2 separate regions of the Homo sapiens genome follow, and region 1 is linked to region 2. A link is an interaction called in ENCODE POLR2A ChIA-PET data of the cell type or tissue named here. Cell type or tissue: MCF 10A. All regions are shown on one strand. Links, peaks and the distances in the headings refer to the core of each region. The heading gives the core; the rest is flanking DNA.

Region 1 (9,980 bases), core at 1,733-6,732, 1.4 Mb before region 2:
TTCAGCCATGATTGTGAGGCCTCCCCAGCCATGTGGAACTGTGAGTCCATTAAAACTCTTTCCTTTATAAATTACCCAGTCTTGGGTATGTCTTTACTAGCAGTGTTAGAACAGACTAATACAACAATATTAACATCTAAAAAAGAAGAATCCAGGGCCAAAGATGCTTATCGTATGTTAAATAAAAATAGTGTACACACCTACATGCACACACACACACATACACACATACCCCTTCGCACACAGAGCAGAATCCCTGTGGGAGAGTTGGAAATTCCAAGGGTTTAAGTAGGGTGGCCAGAAAAGTCTTCACTAAGAAAAGGATATTTGAAAAAAGTACAAAATTAGCCACCCAGATTTCTTGAAGAAGTCATAAGAAACAAACATCCCAGAGGCCAAGAGGTGCAGGAATCCTTGGTATGTCCAGGGAACAGAAGTAGGTAAAAGATGAGGTTAGAGAAGCAAAAAGAACAAAGTTGAAGCATCACATTACCCAACTTCAAACTATACTACAAGGCCTAAGAAACTAAAATAGCATGGTATGAATACAAAAGTAGACACACAGACCAATGGAGCAGAACCCAGAAATAAAGCCACACACCTACAACCATCTGATCAACAAAGTCAACAAAAATAAGCAATGGAGTAAAGATTCCCTATTCAATAAATGTTGCTAGGATAATGGGATATCCATATGCAGAAGAATAAAATTGAACTCCTTTCTATCATCATATACAAAAATTTACTCAAGATGGTTTAAAGACTTAAATATAAGACCTCAAGCTTAAAAAATATTAGAAGAGGGCAAGGCGTGGTGGCTCACGCCTGTAATCCCAGCACTTTGGGAGGCCAAGGTGGGCAGATCACAAGGTCAGGAGATTGAGACCATCCCGGCTAACAGGGTGAAACCCCGTCTCTACTAACAATATAAAAAATTAGCTGGGCGTGGTGGCAGGCGCCTGTAGTCCCAGCTACTTGGGAAGCTGAGGCAGGAGAATGGTGTGAACCTGGGAGGTGGAGCTTGCACTGAGCTGAGACTGCGCCACTGCACTCCAGCCTGGGCGACAGAGCAAGACTCCGTCTCAAAAAAAAAAAAAAAAAAAAAGTACTAGAAGAGGCCAGGTGTGGTACGTGTAATTCCAGCACTTTCGGAGGACAAGGCAGGAGTATAACTTGAGCCCAGGAGTTTGAGACCAGTCTGGGCAACATAGTGAGACCCCGTCTCCACAAAAAAATACAAAATTTAGCCAGGTGGCAACATAGTGAGACCCCGTCTCCACAAAAAAATACAAAATTTAGCCAGGTGTGATGGCATGCACCTGTAGTCCCAGCTACTTGGGAGGCTGAGGTGGAAGAATCGCTTGAGCCTGGGAGTTTGTGGCTGCAGTCAGCCGTGATAGTGCCACAAAAAAAGAAACTCAATAGAGCAAACAGACAACCTACAGAATGGGAGAAAATATTCAGGAACTATGCATTCAACAAATGTCTAATATTCAGAACATATAAGGAACGTATAAAAGGAAGTTAGATAAATCAGCAAGCAAAAAACAACCCAATTAAAAAGTAGGCAAAGGGCATGAACAGATACTTCTCAAAAGAAGACATACGGGGCATGGCATACCTGTAATTCCAGAACTTTGGGAGGCCAAGGTGGGAGGATCACTTGAGGCCAGGAATTCATAACCAGCCTGGGCAATACAGTGAGACTCAGTTTCTACAAAAATGCCTGTAGTGGCTGAGGTAAGTGGATGGCTTGAGACCGGGAGTTCCAGGCCGCAGTGAGCTATGACCATGCTACTATACTCCAGCCTGGGTGACAGAACAAGACCTCATCTCTTTACAAACAAACAAACAAACAAACAAACAAAAAGGAGTAGGGGGAGGAAGAAAGGTAATGGGGAGCATATTATGTAGACTTTTGTAGGCCACTTTAAGTACTCCAGCATTTAATGTGAATGAAACAGGAAACTGGAAATTTCTGATTTTGAAGACTGACATGATCTAACTTACATTCTAAAAAAAGATTAGCTAAGTGTTGAATACAAGCAAGCAAGAAGACTAGACCACAGACCAGAAGCTGTTATAATAATTCCAGCTGTAGACGACCATCACTTGGTCCAAAGTGGTAGCAGTGAAAACAGCTAAATGTTGGATTTTGAATAGCTTTTGAAAGGAAAGCTAACAGGTTTTTCTGTGGCTATGGGTGAAAGATCAAGGTTTTGGCCTGAACCATTTGAAAGATAAAGCTGCCATGAAATGATATGATATAGACTATGGGTGGAGCAGGTTTGGGGCATGGAGGGAGATCAACATTGGAGATATCTGTTAGATTCACACGTGGAGATGGCTCACGGGCATGAGAAGGTTTACAGCCGTGGCTAGCAAACTCTAACCCATGTACAGAATTTGATGCAGGCTTGTTTTTATATGGCCCACACACCAAGAAGACTATTGTTCCTCAGGTCACTATGCTTCTATCCACAGGGGTCAGGAAGGATACCAAATGCCCTCTACTCCCTACCACTCACAGCCTTGCCTAATGATTGGCTTGAGTCTACCAGCATTAATCCAGCCATGCCCTTTACCCAATGCGTGCTGAACACAGAGCCAATCTTGTGGATCTCTGTCCAACTCCTTATAGAAAGACGTCATGTTGGTCACCTGGAATACACTGTGGTGGGAGTATTCACACCATGAAAATTGGAAAAAGCTACACATCAGGGCTCTTCCCTGCCAAGAGCCAGTTATAGTTATCAAACACTGAACAACACATCACTGCCCTTTGTCCGTATTTATGGAATAAAGTCTTAGAATCTCAATTCATCCCTCATCTCCTGTATATGAATCCCCAAACAGCCATGAACAGCTCTTACTCCACACTACATCCCTCACCAAACCAAAACTCCTTAACCACTTCCATTGTGCTTTCTGTGACTCAAAGACCAGCCTCAGCAAAGGCCCCTGTATTGTCACCCTCTCCTCTAAATGTTTCTTCTTCTTGCTCAACAGGAAGGCTGGTCCTCCCCTGCTGACACTCATGCCCTAGCAGCCCTCTCTAGGTCTCTCCCACCCTGCTTTGGACTTGGACGTGGGGTAGATGCCCTCCTTCCTTCTCATTACCATGCTCACTACACTCCACCCGCCTCTTCTCAAATTGCCTCCATCTGTAACACTGAATCTCATGTCGTCTAACTTTATCTCCCACTACACCTTCGTTGTTGTAGTCAATTTCTGATGCTGTCTTTCCCTTATCTTTTAGTGATATAGCTCTTGACTCACAATTTCAGTATACACATTGACTGTGCTTCAATCAACATGTGATCGGTCTGTGCCATTCAGAGATGTTTTTTTCTCCTATTCTCTCTTCTATGCCTTAATGGACTTCAAGACTTAAAAGCATTTAAAAACTCCATGATCAAACAAATCTCCCTGCTGTCACCTACCAAAAAGTTATTAGAAATTATCTCTTATTCTTAATCAAATTTCTATTTATTTTTAATAAAATTTGCTTTGGGTTTATATTTAAGAATACTTTATAATCAGTTCATCAATAATAATCTCAATGTTCAAGAAGTACTTAGAACTCAGTTTTATGATATAATTCTCAAACAAAACCAATGTGTATGTCTTCCGCCCTTGGAATGCAAACTTTTGCCTGCCACATAATGAACTGACTATGCCAGCCACCAAATACACAAGGCAGCAGGGGGCGCAGTTTTGGGCCCTCCAGGTCAATGACTGAGCTTTTGTCTTTGCAGAGCAAGACGAAACTACCTAATGCATTAGCAAAGCAGAATATCCAAAACAACATGAGACAGAAATAAAAAGGGGTAAGTCTATACCAAGGCATCTCACAGTGAATGTTAATAAACTCATGTAATAACAGGCCGGCGGGGCCTATGGTATGTACTTTTATTTTTCCATGTTTAAACATTGATTATAAATGATTATGAGTTTTAAGGTTCTCACATAAGCTGATAAACAACTAGGAATAGAGAGTATACTAAAAGGAAGAGCCAGTCAACAAAAACCTTCCAGGAAAAGACTCTTTCAGGAAATGAATGCTTTTATTTCCCCTTTTGTCTCTATTGACACTGTCTAGCTCTCCGATCTTTCCGTCCAATGAATGATTCTGTTGATCATGAACCGCCCCCATGGGATTTGTTCCTGCAATGCTTCATTCTGGATTTACACTTCCATTCTATCAAGTGTAGTCAATATCCTGTCTGTAGGATGAGAGTATTGCAGATAAAAATCAATTCCCTTTGGAACTCATTTTCGGAAAAGCTTGGTGCATCACTGAAATTGAGGAACCGCTGCCTTACAAATTGGTCAAATGCTACAAGGAAGTATCTTCATACTTTAAGTATTTATTTACTATCAGCAAGAGCTGCTTCATAGCTAAAAGAAGTAAAGCAAAGATGCTTATTTAAAAAAAATAGAAAAAAGGAATAAAAGAGGAAGTAATATTAAAAGATGCATCTAGAAAAAGTTTAACCATTTCAAGAGTTAGAATAGAGCTTTTACCCAAAGATCACTCCAAACCCTCAAGGGTGGGGATGGGGCCCTCATTGTAGGTGCCTATTTTGGCAAAAGTGTGATCTGTGCATACTTAGAGCTTTCTGTATTTTTTATATATATATATATATATATATATATATATATATAAAATTATATATTATAAAAATATATATTACATTTTTATTTAATATAAATTTAATTTTTATTTAATATAAATTTTATTTAATAACAAATTTATATATAAATTTAATATTTATTTAATATATATTTAATATATATTATTATATATTATATTATATAAATATATATATTATATATATATATTTCTCCACATCATCTCCTTTATCGATCTCACTCTGGGATCTATAAATAGATTGCTTTTGGACTTATTTAGGTACTGGTTTCCAGCTCATCTTTCTTCTTTGCCTGTATGTCCTATCTCTTTTGGCTAATGCCTCTGTTTTTTTCCTCAAGAGTTTGCAGTAGAAGTATAAACACAGCTTTCATCTTTCATGTTGGCTTACCTCCAGTAACGGCAAGAAACAGAGAGACACTTCAAGAACTTGGGGGTGCAGTAGGGTAGATGAGCTGCTTGCTGTGATAGAATAACGTGTGATGGGTATTCACAATAACTGGGCACTACAGAAACAGGATGGGTATGGAAGCCACTCTGAGGATGTTTTCATTCTCACCAGCAGCATCGGCTGCCTCCCTACAATTCTCCCTGCCCTCATTCCTATAGTCCTTCAGGTTAGACCAATGGTCACCACACCATGACCCGCCACTCCTCAGAGTTACCAGGAAAACTCCTCCAAGACCTCAGGAGACCCTGTGTCCCATATCATGGATAAGCCCTCCCAGAGGCCGCCAGGACTTCAGAGCAGCTATGCCTCAGGGTCCATGTGTTCCTGCTTTTAGCTCCAAGCAACTACTGTGTAGGCATGGATCAGTTGTAAAGGGATAAGTCAAGTTCAGCTGATTCCTCCACATTATAAACACAAACAATAAGCAAGCAAGCAAACAAAAACCTGCCCAATCTCACAGACATATTACATAAGAAGGAAAAAACTATAAAATGGTTTCAAAGATTTCCCACTGGCGTTATAATTTCACTTCCTGCTCTTAATTTCTTTTTAATCTCATTATAAAACTCACCAAAAAATGCATTAGGTTTTTCATGAGACTGTCTCAGGGATTATTTTGTACTGAATGACAACATCTACAATGAAAAGTGTTTGATTAGTTAACTTCCTGGAGAAACACAAGTTTATTTTAAACACTCTTCACTTGGATTTTTTTCTATTGACTCAGTCTTAAACTTGTAAATAGGTATAACAGCAATGATATGATCATACAGACTACACATTTGTCTCAGCTATATTGAGAAAGAAGGGATAACATCAGAGCTTACAAATTAGGAATCATAATAACAAAAAGGGTAATGACCAGAGCTTCATTCAATGAGCAACAAAGTATTTTACTCTGTCTTTGGGGAGATGTACATTGATTCCATTTCCTTCTTAAATTTGTGACTATAAATATTTAAAAATTGGTTTAAAAAATGTCCCTGATGGGCTAGACTCACACAATGTAGAGGCCGATGGAATTCTAGAGAACATTAAGCTTAATTTTCTGAATTTACAAGATGAAGAAATGAAGAGACAGTGAGAGGAAGTGACTTGACATTTAAAGTCAGAAACAGACACGAAGTCCAAACCAGATCCTGTTCAGTGTTTCTTGTCTCCTCTAAATATACTGAGTAATGACTTGGATAAGACCAATGCTGAAAACTCAGGGGTAAGGCAAGACACCCCCCGCCTTGAGGTCCCAGTCCTCCAAGGGCCTAGAGCCCAATAGGAGAAACAAACCTCAAGGAACTAGTTATGCAATGAACTGTTTTAACTGTAATCGTGGTAACTATGGCAAAAAAAAGTTACAGGATGTGCTGTAAGAACAAATAATAGACGACCTGTCCTTGTAGGAATCAAAGAAGGTTTCCTAAAAAAGGTTACTCTTGAACTGAGCACAAAAGGGTGATCATCTAATTTATTTCACAAACCAGTAGTAAAAGGGGATACCTAAAAACAGTAAATGTTAACTGATCTACAACAGACATAAACTGGGTCTGTCCTGAGCCAGCTGGGATGTAAGGTCCTTTGCTGCAGAAGGATAAGTCAGTACTAAGCAAGGGAAGCAAGCGGGTGGGTATCCTGTATAAGTGGGGAGAGCAACGAGAATTCCCAGAGACAAGAAGGGAGGTGGTTCGTTAAGCAAATAATCTAACATTTACTGGGGGCTTATTAACTGTCAGTCACTGTGCTACCACCGCACACGTTTCATCTCATTTAATTCACACAAATCCCCTAAGAAGCTGAGACTAATAACTGCATTTCAGAGATGAGAACACTGATGCATAGGTTCAAGAACTTGTCCATTAATAAAAGTTTTGTTTTGTTTAAGAACTTGTCTAAGATCATACCTAGTAAGTGAAAAGTTAAGATTCAAACTCAGGTATCTGATCCGGGAAACTAAGAACGTAACCAATATACCAAAGTGGCTGTGGCTGGACGTCAGAGGGAAAGAGATGGAAGAAAAAATTTAGGTAGATAAGGGAAGGAACTGAATTACACAAACCCTGCTGTTTATATTAAGGATTTGGTTACTCAGACTAATATACTAATGGATTTGAAGGAACAGAGTAACAAGATCAGGTTCATATTAATATATCATTCTGACCACAGCATGGGGAATGGAGAGAGAAGACAAAATAAACATAGGGAAACAAGGTAGAGACCAATGAAAGAGGCAAGAGTTTGGTCAGGAATGGTGGCAGAGGTGGACACACAATGATGTGAGTAGATTTGTGGGATAACATGTGGTACAATAAGAGAAACTGGTGATTGACTGGATGTGGTGGAAGAGAAAAAGAAGTATCAAGGATAATTCCTTGGTTCTTGCTTGGGCAACTGTTGGATGGCAGTGTCATTTATGTTAAGAAAGGAGAGCCAGGAGTAAGGCAGGGAAAATAGGGTCAATGAAGAAAAAAGAGTTCTGTTTTCAACCTACTGAGTATGAAGCACCTTTGAAAAAACTCCAGGAAAATACAATGAATAGGCTGTTGAATACATAGGTTTGAAACTCAAAGGAGTGATGTGGGCTGGAGATGTAAAATTGTGAGTCATCTGCAAGTGCTATAGTTGGTATGTGAGCTGATGAGCTTGGATGAACTTACCTAAGGAGGGAGAATAAGGTGGGAGGTAGTGAAGTGCTAGGACCAAGGATTGAGGAAATCCAAGGTTTAAAGACAGGTGGAGGAAGGCAAGTTGGCAAAGAGGTCTAAGAAGAAGAGAGCCAGAAAAAATGAGCAGGAGTGTGTTGTGTTATTGAATTCAAAAGAAGAGAGTGGTTAAAGAAGGTGGAAGTAAACCGAACAGTCAATACCAGCGAAGTTCAAGGAGAGTAAGAACTCAAAGATGATTCTGTTTTGGTGGGAGCAGAAGTAGATCTTCAAGAGTTCAATGAAAAGGGGGTAAGAAGGTGCTGTAAAACCTGAACATGTTCCAAATATAAAAATTCTGCAACAAGGTCTGTAGTTAATCTGTTTCTGTATCTGTTTATGAGACAAAGCAGTAACTTTAACAGGTTTTTAATCCCCTCTGCTCCTACACTGCTTTCCATGCTCTTATAATTTGGGATTTCAATTCCACATTTCTTTGCTTTTCAAAATATTCAACATTCATTTACACTAACCAATATGTTTTACCACCTTATTTGTTCATTATCACTCCTAATATTCTACTTCTTCTCAGATTTACTTTTCTCCCTGGAATGTGTCCTTTTTAGATTCTCTCAAAGAGCTTTGGTAAGTGGTAAACTTCTTGAGCCCTTATGTGGCCAATTGTCCTTTTCAAATGGGGCACAGCAACATTCCTTACCAGACATGCTCTGCCAGAGCCTCCCATGACGTCACACAGGGACAGGTCTATGGCTCCTTCTCCTGAACCTGGGCAGGCCTTTGTGACTCTTTCAGCTAGTGACACAATGGTGAAAATGGACACTTTGTGACTCCCAAGGCTCATCATAAAAGGCAATATAGTATTTTGTTTTGTTTTGTTTGAGTAGGAATTTCACTCTATCACTCAGGCTGGAGTGCAATGGCGCCATCTTGGCTCACTGCAAACTCCGCCTCCCAGGTTCAAGTGATTCTCCTGCCTCAGCCTCCCGAGTAGGTGGGATTACAGGTGCACACCACCACACTCGGCTAATTTTTGTATTTTTAGTAGAGATGGGGTTTCACCATATTGGCCAGGCTGGTCTCTTGCCCAGGCTGGTCTCGAACTCTTGACCATGTGATCTGCCTGCCTCGGCCTCCCAAAGTGCTGAGATCACAAGCGTGAGCCACTGCACCAGGCCCAAGGCAATATAGTTTTTATGTGACAGCTTCTCTCTGTATGTTTGTCCTTGGAACCCAGCATATAATCTTTGAAGGAAGTCCATGCCCATGGAGAGGTCCATGTAGAAAGGAACTGGGGTCTCTGGTCATTAACTCTGATGAACTCTCAGTTAACAGTCAATACCAACTTTTGCCATGAAAGTGAGTCGTGTTGGAAGAGGAATCTACTGCCATCAGTGGAACCACCCTAGCTGACACCAGGTGGAGCAAAGATAAGCCTTCCCACTCCTGCTCAAATTGCAGATTTGTGTACAAAACACCTGATTATTTTGTTCTAAGATGGGTTTCAGGGCAGCTTATTAAGCAGTAAAACATAATGAGAATGGCTTGCATGTCTAAAACTGCCATTATCCCTCTGTCCCCTACCTCAAATGATAGTTTTGTTAGGTATAGCAAGCTAAGTTTCTGATTATTTCCCTGAGGACTTTGAGGTTTCTTATAAGTTTCTTATAAAGTTAAATAAACATACACTTACCAGAAAGTCTACTCCAAGCATGTAACTGGGCAAAATAAAGGCTTATGTTCATGTGCAAACATATTTGTGAATGTTTCTAGCATCTTTATTTGCAAATGGCCAAAACTGGAACAATCCCAAATGCCCTTCAACTGGGGAATAGAATAACAAGCTGTGGTACATGCACACAATAAAATACTACTTATGAATAAAGAAGAACAAAGTACTGATATGTGCAACAAAGAGATGAGTACCAGATGCATTACGAGAACTGAAACAAGCCAGATTCAAAGGCTAAATACTTTAGGATCCCATTCATAAGATATTTTAGAAAATGCAAAACTATAGGGACAGAAAACAGATCTGTGACTGCCAGGGTCTCCTGGTGGAGGAAGAGTTGATCACAATGGAGTGTGGGAGAATTTGGGCGGTGATAGAACTATTTTATATTTTATGATTGTGGTAGTGGATCAACACTGTATGTTTGTCAAAATTCATCAAGCTATATATCAAAAAGAGTGAATTCTATCCTTGAATCTTAAGCATGAGGGT
Region 2 (9,980 bases), core at 1,856-6,855:
GCAGGTGAGTGGCATGTGCCTGGGTGGGAGTCTGCTCTGGGGAGACCCTGGGCCCGGGCAGGACCTCTTCCAGTCTTCTGTAGTTGAGGTGGGTCGGTATTAGCAGAGCCTAGAGACAGCTATTCGTCTCCCAGGTCTCACTATGGGCACTCCTCATTTTGGGGTCGTAGCTGGAGGCTAGTTGGGGCCCTGAGCCATCCTGGCTTAAAGGCCTGCCTTGTTAGCGCCCTGAGTGGGCCTGGCGCTCAGCATTGCGTTCACACAAGTGCACTCACAGACCCTGGTGACAGGATCGGAAAGCCAGTTCATTCATCTAATTGAGGACAGAACCCAAACTGCCTGGGGGAGTGAGCACCAGGACTGTCGGGAAGGCTGTGTTGGAAACACAGTGCTGAGAGTGCCTGGGCAGCCCAGAGACAAAGCCACAGCAGTGAGCAGAAGGACTGGGTGTTTTGTGGTCTCAGACTGTGGAGGGCCATTTACAGATTTTGGGGTGATTTTTACAGTTTTCTTCTATAAAATAGTTGTATTTTGTTTCATTACAAGTTCTTGGGGTTTCTCACTGTAGACACAACTGCAGAGGATTCAGGCCTCCTGAAGGACTTCAGGCTCCAAAGAGTGATGAGCCCAGTCCCAGTTGGGGCTGCGATAATGGGGCCCCCAAGTTGTAGGGAGTGGTGGGGAGTGGAGTGCTGGCTAGTAGTGTCTCCAGCCTTGCCTGGGCCCTGTGGCTGCGCAGGCTCCTCTAGGCTCCTCTGCCTGGACCCTCTTTCCCAGTCCCTGCTGCGGTCCCCAGAGCCGTTCTGTAGTTCTGTCCGCATTAGAGGAGGCTCTGGCTTCCTGCGCTCTCAGAGCCCAGATGAGGCCCTGCTGCATTTGGTTAAACTGTGTGTGCGTGTGCATTTGTTTTGTTGCATAATTGAATTAATGTGTGTTTATTAGAATGCTAGCTTGTGGCCAGATGTGGTGGCTCAGGCCTGTAATCCCAGCACTTTGGGAGGCTGAGGTGGGCGGATCATGAGGTCAGGAGATCAAGATCATCCTGGCTAACACGGTGAAACCCTGTCTCTACTAAAAATACAAAAAATTAGCTGGGCGTGGCACCTGTAGTCCCAGCTACTCGGGAGGCTGGAGCAGGAGAATGGTGTGAACCCGGGAGTCAGAGCTTGCAGTGAGCTGAGATTGCGCCACCGCACTCCAGCCTGGGTGACAGAGTGAGACCCTGTCTCAAAAAAAAAAAAAGAATGCTAGTTGCTAGCTTGCTCACTGCCCTTTCTTGATGAGGACTGTTTTTTATTCTGAGATTAGGTCATATATATATATATGTGTGTGTGTATATATATAATATTTATGTAAATGTTCTTTTGTGAAATTATGAAGGTAATAGATGGTAGTTGTTTTTTATCACTGACAAAATGAGAAGTGGCCAACTCTGAGCTGGTTGCAGTGGCTCATGCCTATAACCCCAGCACTTTGGGAGGCTGAGGTGGCTGGATCACTTGAGGTCAGGAATTTGAGACCAGCCTGACCAACATGGTAAGACCTCATCTCTACTAAAAATACAAAAATTAGGCGGGTGTGGGCACCTGTAATCCCACCTACTCGGGAGGCTGAGGCAGGAGAATCGCTTGAACCTGGGAGGCGGAGGTTGCAGTGAGCCATCGCGCCACTGCACTCCAGCCCGGGTGACAGAGTTGGCAACTCTGGTCTGAAATGCTGTGATTTTAGTGTTGCGAATGTCTGGGACCTCTTGGCCTGTCTGTCAAAGCTGTGGGATTCTAGAGTCTGTCTTGGGGCTCGGAGGCCCCCAGTGCTCACTGGTAAAGGCCTCTCGGTGAGGGGATCAGTGATGGAGTGCGGTAGTCAGAGCAAGGTGGTGAGCGGAGTGATGGCGGCAAGACCAGCCTTGGTCCCTGGCCCCTGTCACATCCCATTCCTGGACTTCGTCGTGGTTCTCTCTCTCCTGCTGAGCCCCCGGCGTGGCAGGGAGGGCCTGGAGAACATGGCAGGCCGGGGGAATGTGTGCTGTCTGGTTTCTCACACATCGTGTTGATTTAACGTAAGGGTAAACTTTCAGGGTTCCTTTCTTTCCGTTGTAGTCAGCTCCAGGCAGAGGTGGCACACGGATCAGGTGTGTCTGGGACTCCTGGTCCCTGCCGGTCGTGCCCCCTGCAGGCGGGGTGCCCACCCTTCTCGAGAGGCTCAGGCTTGACTGCAGACACAGAAGTGAGACCAGGAAGGCTGCTGAGTTTGAAGGGCAGTCTTAGGAACGCCCAAACAGCAGCAGCTGAGAATCGAGACACAGTAACATAGGAGTAAAGGAAGTGTGGGCTTGGGCCACCAGAGAACACAGGTGGGAGGACAGAGAAACTTCCCTCCCCTGTCCCAGGCTTTCCTGGCCTTGGCACGCTTGGCATTTGGGCTGGGTAATTCTTTTTTCTCAGGACTTTCTTGTGCATTGTGGGCTGTTTAACAACTTCCCTGGCCTCTACCCCCTGGACGCCAGCCAGCAGCAGACACATGTGACCACCCCCCTGTGACAATCAGGTGTCTCCAGACAGGGCCAGATGTTCCCAGGGGCAAAACTGGACCCCACTGGGAACCACCACTCTACTCTGGTGCTTCTCAACCTTTCATGTGCATGTGAACGCCCTGAGAATGTGTCTAAAAAGAAGTTTCTTTTTTTCTTTTGGAGATAGGGTCTTACTCTGTCATCCAGGCTGGAGTGCAGTGGTACAATGTTGGCTCACTGCAGCCTCCGTCTCCTGGGTTCAAGTGATTCTCCCTCCTCAGCCTCCCGAGTAGCTGAGATTACAGGTGCGTTACCACCACACTCGGCTAATTTTCATAGTTTTGAGTAGAGACAGGGTTTCACCATGTTGGCCAGGCTGGTCTCAAACTCCTGACCTCAAGTTATGTACCCACCTTGGCCCCCCGAACTGCTGGGATTACAGACGTGAGCCACCACGCCTGGCCTAGATTCTTTTGTTTTTTTTTTTTTGAGACGAACTCTTGCCCTGTCATCCAGGCTGGAATGCAGTGGTGTGATCTTGGCTCACTGCAACCTTCGCCTCCTGGGTTCAAGCGATTCTCCTGCCTCAGCCTGAGTAGCTGGGGTTACAGGTGCGTACCACCACGACCAGCTAATTTTTGTATTTTTAGTAGAGACGGGGTTTCCCCATGTTGGCCAGGCTGGTCTTGAACTCCTGGCCTCAAGTGATCCACCCGCCTTGGCCTCTCAAAGTACTGGGATTACAGGTGTGAGCCACCACACCCAACCTAAAGAGAAGATTCTGACTGAGTAGGTCTGGGGTGTAGTCTGCGACTCTGCATTTGTTAAGTGCCGGGAGATGCTGCACTGCAAGGCTCTGGGCCACGTGAAGAGTCAGTGACTCTGCCTTTTCCTCCAGCTGAGCAGGTCGTACCCAAAGGCCGGCTCTGGAACTATTTGGCAAGTCTTCTGGGGCTCTTTGAGGCTCAGCTAACCTGTAATCACTAGCCCTGTGTGGTAGGCAGACTTCTGAGAGGGCCCCCAGGAGCTCAGCTCACCTGTAATCACTAGTCCTGTGTGGCAGGCAGACTTCTGAGAGGGCCCCCAGAGGCTCAGCTCACCTGTAATCACTAACCCTGTGTGGTAGGCAGGCTTCTGAGAGGGCCCCCAGATTCCAGGCTCCTTGTGCACACTCACCTTCCTACTGCCTCCCAGGTTTCAGTCCAATACTGAGTAGGTTTCATTGCTGTGGGATTGTGCAGATGTAATTAAGGTCTAAGATCTGTTGACCTTGAGATAGGGAGATTACGTGGGTGGGCTTGATCCACTCCCTGGTGGGCTTGATGTACTCACCTGAGCCCTTTAAGTCTGAGTCCAGACGTCCGAGGCCGAGCAGTCAAGAGACATAGCAGGAGAGGGATTTGATGAGGGAGATTGGACGTGGTTGACTTTGGAGATGGAGAGGGCCGTGTGGCAAGGGATGTGGGCAGCACCTAGGAGTTGATGGCTGTACTGGGCTGGCAGCCAGTCGGGAAGGAGACCTCATTCTCCATCTCTGAGCTCCACGTGAGAACATGTCCTGGCCGACTGCATTGATTTTTAGTCTGGGAGACCCTGGTCAGAGAATGCAGCCACCTACGTCTGGACTTCCGACCCACGGAGCCGTTGGCTGGTAAATAAATGGGTGGCATTCGAGGCCGTTGCCTTCACTAATATGCTTAATGTCATCTCAAAAGACGTCTTCCTCTTCCCAGGCTTTTTCACCTTCCCGTTTCCTGCCCCTCCCCTGTTCCCCAGCCTGGAGCCCAGTGGCTGGGCCACATCAAGACTTAGCACGGGACCTGCGGGAATGGGTCCTCAGGGAGTGTGTCTGCTGCACTGAGTCACTCACCTGGTTTGATGCCGTCACTGAGGATTCTGTTTTTCTTTGGGTGCGACCTGCTCAGCTGGAGGAAAGAGCAGAGCAGATCCGTTCGAAGTCCCACCTCATCCAGGTGGAGCGGGAGAAAATGCAGATGGAGCTGAGTCACAAGAGGGCTCGAGTGGAGCTGGAGAGAGCAGCCAGCACCAGTGCCAGGAACTACGAGGTGGGTTCAGGCGGGGCGAGGGTCGGCCCAGACAGCCCCAGGAAGCAAGGGGGCTGTGCACGGTACCTGCCAGGTTATAAGAAATCACATCCTAGTCCCTGGGAGCAAGGGGGCTGTGCATGGTACCTGCCAGGTCTTAAGAAATCAGATCCCAGTCCCTGGGAGCAAGGGGGCTGTGCACGGTACCTGCCAGGCCGTAGGAAATGAGAACCCAGCTGGCTGGAAGCCTGACACGCCCTGTGTCATGGTTGCCAGGACATTCCTTCTGAGGCCACTCATGCTGTGGGGCAGGTATCAGTTATGCTTGATGTCCTAGAGGAGGGTGGCATGAAATGGGAACACTTGCTGTGTCTGTTCATTGAGGCTGCGGTGCTGGCACAGATTCTTTTGCTGGGTCTCCTGGTTTCCTCTTCCCTCTGGAAGAATTGGAATGCAGGTCTGGCAGAAATGCCAAGTGGTGTAGGAGTGACAGGCTTAGGAGGTCATGGGGTGGATCAGGGTCTCGGGTCCATGCTGGGTCTTGGGGTTGGAGGGCCCTAGCAAAGGGTGCCGGTCTCAATGGCGGCTCTGTGTTGCTCCTGGCTCCCCAGGGCAGCAGGGAAAACACCCTGTCCTTGGGGAGGGAATTAGGTTTCCACTGAGTGCGCGGATCCCCTCTGCTCTGATTAACAGCACTTTGCCAGGGTTTCAGTCAGTGCTGATCAGTTGTGGAAATGCTGCCAAGGTTCAGGCAGAGTATTGGGCGGAAAGTCTCCCTGGCCTCCGTGCCCTCTCTTGGCGGGTGGATGTCCAGCCCCGCCCTGACATCATGCGGTGTATTCACACACTCTCCTGGGCCCTAGAAAAATAGCTCACGTCTTCCGGGGTGTGATGCTGGTTGGATTGCTTGCCCCTGGCCTGCAGATCCTGACTGCGGTGTGCGTTGTGTGGGCTCAGTGAGACTGAGGCACCGCTGGGGTGGGGGCCACTGCCTCAGGGTTGGCTCCGTTGCTGCTTTGAGAGCTGTTTTCCCTGAGAGGTGGGGCGTTTGCTCATGGCCTGGGTGGGTCCTAGGAGGGACAGTACTGGAGGAATTGGTGGGAAGGGGAGGGAGAGTCCACAGGAGTCTCCCTAACTACTGAGATTCCCTTGTTAGGGGTGGAGAGGAGCCACCAGGTCATTGGTCTGGAGGCAGCATGCTGATGGTATGGCTGTGGCTGTCAGGCAGGAGGGACAGTGTGCAGCTGTTGGAGTTCCTCTAGGCCGAGAGTCCCTGAGGGCAGGGCCCACCCGACTCTGCCCAGGATCTCCATTGTGTGGCACAGCTTATGGCATTTTATGGGTGCTCACAAATGTTGGATTGAGGGAGGGGTCATTGTAGGGTCTCCGGGAACCCTGTCTTGGGGAAATCCAAGGATGCAGGTGACTGGGCTTACACCTGGGGCTCCCTGCTGAGCTCCAGCCACCTTCTAACAGGACTGTCCTTCCTTGCCCGCAGACACAGCTGCATGGGACCCCAGGAACAGTCAGAACCAGTAGTTTTCCAATTGTTCCTTGGAGTTCCACCTGGAAATACCTATTAGGGGCGAGACTTAAGTGTCTGAAGTCCAAAGACCTGCTGGCTGCCCTGTCTGCGCTGGGACTGGCAGTTCCAGGCCCGGTGCCGCATCTGGCTGTGATGGTGCTGAGCGGAGCCCCGTGCCAACCCCAGTTCTTGTCCTGCATCACAGAAGGGTCTCTTGGTTGTTGTGAGGCAGCCCTTGCAGCTCACAAGGGCTGGAGTCCCTCCGAGGTGCGCGGGTCAGCCTCTCTCAGAAGGCGGCCACCTCTGTCACAGCTCTCCTGGGTTTTGGGCTGGAGTACCCTGGATGAGGACAGCACAAGCTCGTACTCCACCCGGGGCTCCGGGAGTGCTTGGTGCTTCCCGAGGAAGGCAGGGTGAGAGGGTCCCGGAGTGCCGGGCTCCACCAGGACTCACCGCCTTCACCTCCTGGGACGCCGGTACCTGGCAGTGAACTCTGGAGGGCCTGCGGGTCATTAGAGTCAGGAGGTCTGAGCGTGGTGCTTGGTCATGTCCCATCCCAACCAGTGAGAGCCACGCGGCCTCCCTAAGGCCAGTCGTGGGGGGTGGGTCTGGAGGTTTGTGGTTTGTGTGAGAGGGGGTGCATGTGTGGCAGATTTGAGCCCAGTGTAAACTGCTTCTGCCCACAGCCTCCTGTCCACGCTGCCTGTCTCTGCCCCTGTTGTCTGCTCGCTGGGGGAGTGCCAGCTCCTTTCAGTGCCGGACAGAGCGTAATTAGACAGGATTTGCTGGTGCTATGAAAGCTCAGCTTCTCCCCAAGGTCAATGCTGAATTTTAGATTTCCCATGCCCCCTCTCCCTGCAGAGGCAACTGCTGAGCAGACGGTGTGATAAATGTGTGTGTGATCTGTGCCAAGTGCCCTTCCTGGGAGCCCTGACCTCGCACAGTGCTCACCGTCATGGTGCCACAGCGGGGGTGCCAACGCTGGGGCTGGGTCCCAGGTCCCGTCCTGGTTCTGCCTATGACTTGGCTCATGGGTCCTGCTCGGCTCTTTTTTGTGCCTCGGCATGTTCTGAGAGAGGTGTGGGGGTGAGGGCTCCCCGCTGACCCTCCCGTGGGCGGCACGTGGCATCTGACTCTTGCTCTCTTAACAGCGTGAGGTCGACCGCAACCAGGAGCTCCTGACGCGCATCCGGCAGCTTCAGGAGCGGGAGGCCGGGGCGGAGGAGAAGATGCAGGAGCAGCTGGAGCGCAACAGGCAGTGTCAGCAGAACTTGGATGCTGCCAGCAAGAGGCTGCGTGAGAAAGAGGACAGTCTGGCCCAGGCTGGCGAGGTGAGCGGGGCCTCTGCTGCGCAGGGAGCTGTTTTCCCGAGGAGAGGGAGTGCATGCTCTTGTTTGCCACTGCAGTGCCCGCTTGTGTTTTCACTTGTGCTTCCCACACGGGCAGCTGCGTTTTGTACATAGTTGTCATCAGTAGAAGTATTAATTTTCCATTCTGTAGTTTTCAGTTAAAAAGTTGAGACTTTGGGCCGGGCGCGGTGGCTCACGCCTGTAATCCCAGCACTTTGGGAGGCCGAGGTGGGTGTATCATCTGAGGTTGGGAGTTGGAGACCAGCCTGACCAACATGGTGAAACCCCATCTCTACTAAAAATACAAAAATTAGCCATGCGTGGTGGTGCGCACCTGTAGTCCCAGCCTGTGGGACTCGGGAGGCTGAGGCAGGAGAATCGCTTGAACCCAGGAGGTGGAGGTTGCAGTGAGCTCAGATCACACCATTGCACTCCAGCCTGGGCAACACAGCAAGACTCTGTCTCAAAAAAAAAAAAAAAAGTTAAGCACTTTTTTGCCTTTGTAATTATGAATTTAAATGGATGATGAATCTGTTTTTTGTTGTTTGTGGACGTTTAGTGTGTTTGTGTTCGCTCATGTATGTATGCGACAGGTAGCCCTTCCCTCAGCCCTCGCTTCTGTTGACTTTGGACAGACCCCTAGGACTGGGTTATAAGGTCCCTAGCGATGGCGGTCTCTGCAGCCGTTGTGCTCAGAGGCCTGGCTGAGGGCTCCAATTTCCCCGTAGCCTTCCCTGTCGTGGATGGTGGTCTTTTCTGGAAATAGCTGTTGTTTTGTCAGGAGGCTTAAGGAGGCACGTCTGGATTTGCATATCTTTGACTGTCTGCAAGGTCTACAGGCATCTGATGGCGTCGGATAATTGCCTCTGAACTGGAGCCTGTGTGAACTGCAGTCCTGGTGAAGGTTGCTTGCATTTTAGAAACAGCCCAGACATGGGCACTGGTGGAAATTGGAATCTTCTGACCTCTCCTGTCCTTTGTCTGTGGCGATCAAGATCGCTGGTGCCAAGAGGAAACATGAAAATCTGCTGGTGTGGGGGTGGAGGCGTGGTAGGGGTGGGGTGGGCGTGCAGCGGGGGTCCTGGAGGGGTCCAGAAACTGGCCGCGGGTCCTTCCTGTGGCCGTGCTGGGGAGGCGTGTTCAGGCTGTTCCCCTATCTGCTTCTGGAGGGAACGTTGGCAGGAGAGGAGGCGTGATTGGCTCCCGAGAAGCTGCTCTTGCCTTGCCCATGCTCTGGGTTCCAGTTCCCATGTGCTGGGCTGTACTGGAGTTGGGCCGGGGGCTGTCCCCGCTGCCTGCGGGCACCTGTGGTTCCATGGGGGAGGGTGAGTCGTGCCGAGCACTTCATGAGGGGCAGAGGAGCAGGAGACTGCAGGAGCCGCAGGGCGGTGCCCGGTGGGGTGGGGCATAGTGAGGGGAAGATGGTGGCGCTGCAGGTGCTGCTGCTTTGGCCTGTCATGTCTAAGCCGAGGTGGCCGCTCCTCAGGGAAGCCCTCCCTGCGCACTAGGCCTTGACTGCCTTCTCCTGTCACAGGGTCCTGATTGTCACGCTCCTTACTCTGGAATTATCTTATGCGCCTCTTCCTTGCCAACTGTCCGGCGTCCCCTACAACACGGGTGACCCTGTGGGCAGGTGGGCTCGGCCCTGCATCTGGCCTTGCCCCTGGCACACGGTGCGTATTAATTGAGTTCGGAAGACCTCTGGGAGGATGTGTTTATTGTTAGTATGTTTTTAATACCTTTCTTCTTTGTTGACTCCCAGGTTGATGCTTCACTGTTGTGGTGAAGTAAACCGTACATATTGTGGGCATGTGGGGAGCACGCAGCCCCCATGCGGGCCTTCCCAGAGCGGCGTGGGGTGGACAGCGGTGATAGGCTTCAGCAGGCCCTAAGCTGGGCACGTTCTCAGGGACAGGGAAATGAGTGCTGAGGCCTCCTTGTTTGCGGAGGGTGCCGCCCAGCCAGGCCCACCCAGGTCGTTTGCTGTGTGAGTTTGCCATTGTCCTGTCCTGGGTGCGTGGTCCCCAGGGCTGACATCACGCCCGTGTGTTTCCGTGTGTTAACTTACAGTGATGCTTCTCAGGGTCTGTCCGGCTTTTCACATTGGCTCGACCCACGTGCTCTTTCTTTCTCTGAGGACACCTGGGGTTTTCTGAGCTTTTCCAGAGGGTTAGGGTCCTCAGAAGGTCGCCTGGTGGGAGTGGTCAGGAGGAAGCCTGGCGGTTCTGTCGCGTGCGGGTTCCATGATGTCAGGCAGACCTGCTGTCCTGGAGGCTGCCAGAGGGGCTGCTGGCTTTGCTCAGGGGCCGCCTCCCCAGGGGCGCTCCTGCCCGTGCCGCGTGCTCCCGTTCCAAGCGCACGGCCTCCCCAGCAGGTACCGCCCTGCCCCTTGCACAGCCTCCGTCTTTGTCCTGTTGGTTGGCCAGTGCCTTGCTGTGGTGTGAGGGCGATGTCGCTAGCAAACAGCCGTCATGGTAGCATTGGGGTGGCTAGGGAGGGATGACAGGAGCCACGGTTGGAGGGAAGACCGAAGTGATGGTGTGGCGGGT

The links. Peaks named below come from ENCODE experiments on the same cell type or tissue, not always from the same donor. Only the 100,000 strongest peaks of a DNase experiment are listed, where the experiment ranks them.
Region 1: POLR2A ChIA-PET joins it to region 2 with 5 read pairs; 1 of 35 experiments calls an interaction of 5 or more read pairs at or near these places.

The regions. Positions count from the first base shown.
Region 1 is chr7:3,667,448-3,677,427 of GRCh38, reverse strand. All of the region lies in intron 4 of SDK1 (sidekick cell adhesion molecule 1), which reads right to left. Among named protein-coding and RNA genes, the nearest start is that of SDK1-AS1, 320 kb to the right of the region's middle. In MCF 10A, for the core only: a CTCF peak has its summit at 3,701 (motif pointing right); a DNase peak (open chromatin) is centred at 3,717.
Region 2 is chr7:2,220,008-2,229,987 of GRCh38, reverse strand. MAD1L1 (mitotic arrest deficient 1 like 1) reads left to right here. Exons shown (of 19, transcript NM_001013836.2): 3 at 1-4; 4 at 4,438-4,578; 5 at 7,234-7,413. Among named protein-coding and RNA genes, the nearest start is that of MAD1L1, 7.9 kb to the left of the region's middle. In MCF 10A, for the core only: no CTCF peak of the experiment used is centred there; DNase peaks (open chromatin) are centred at 4,427 and 4,817.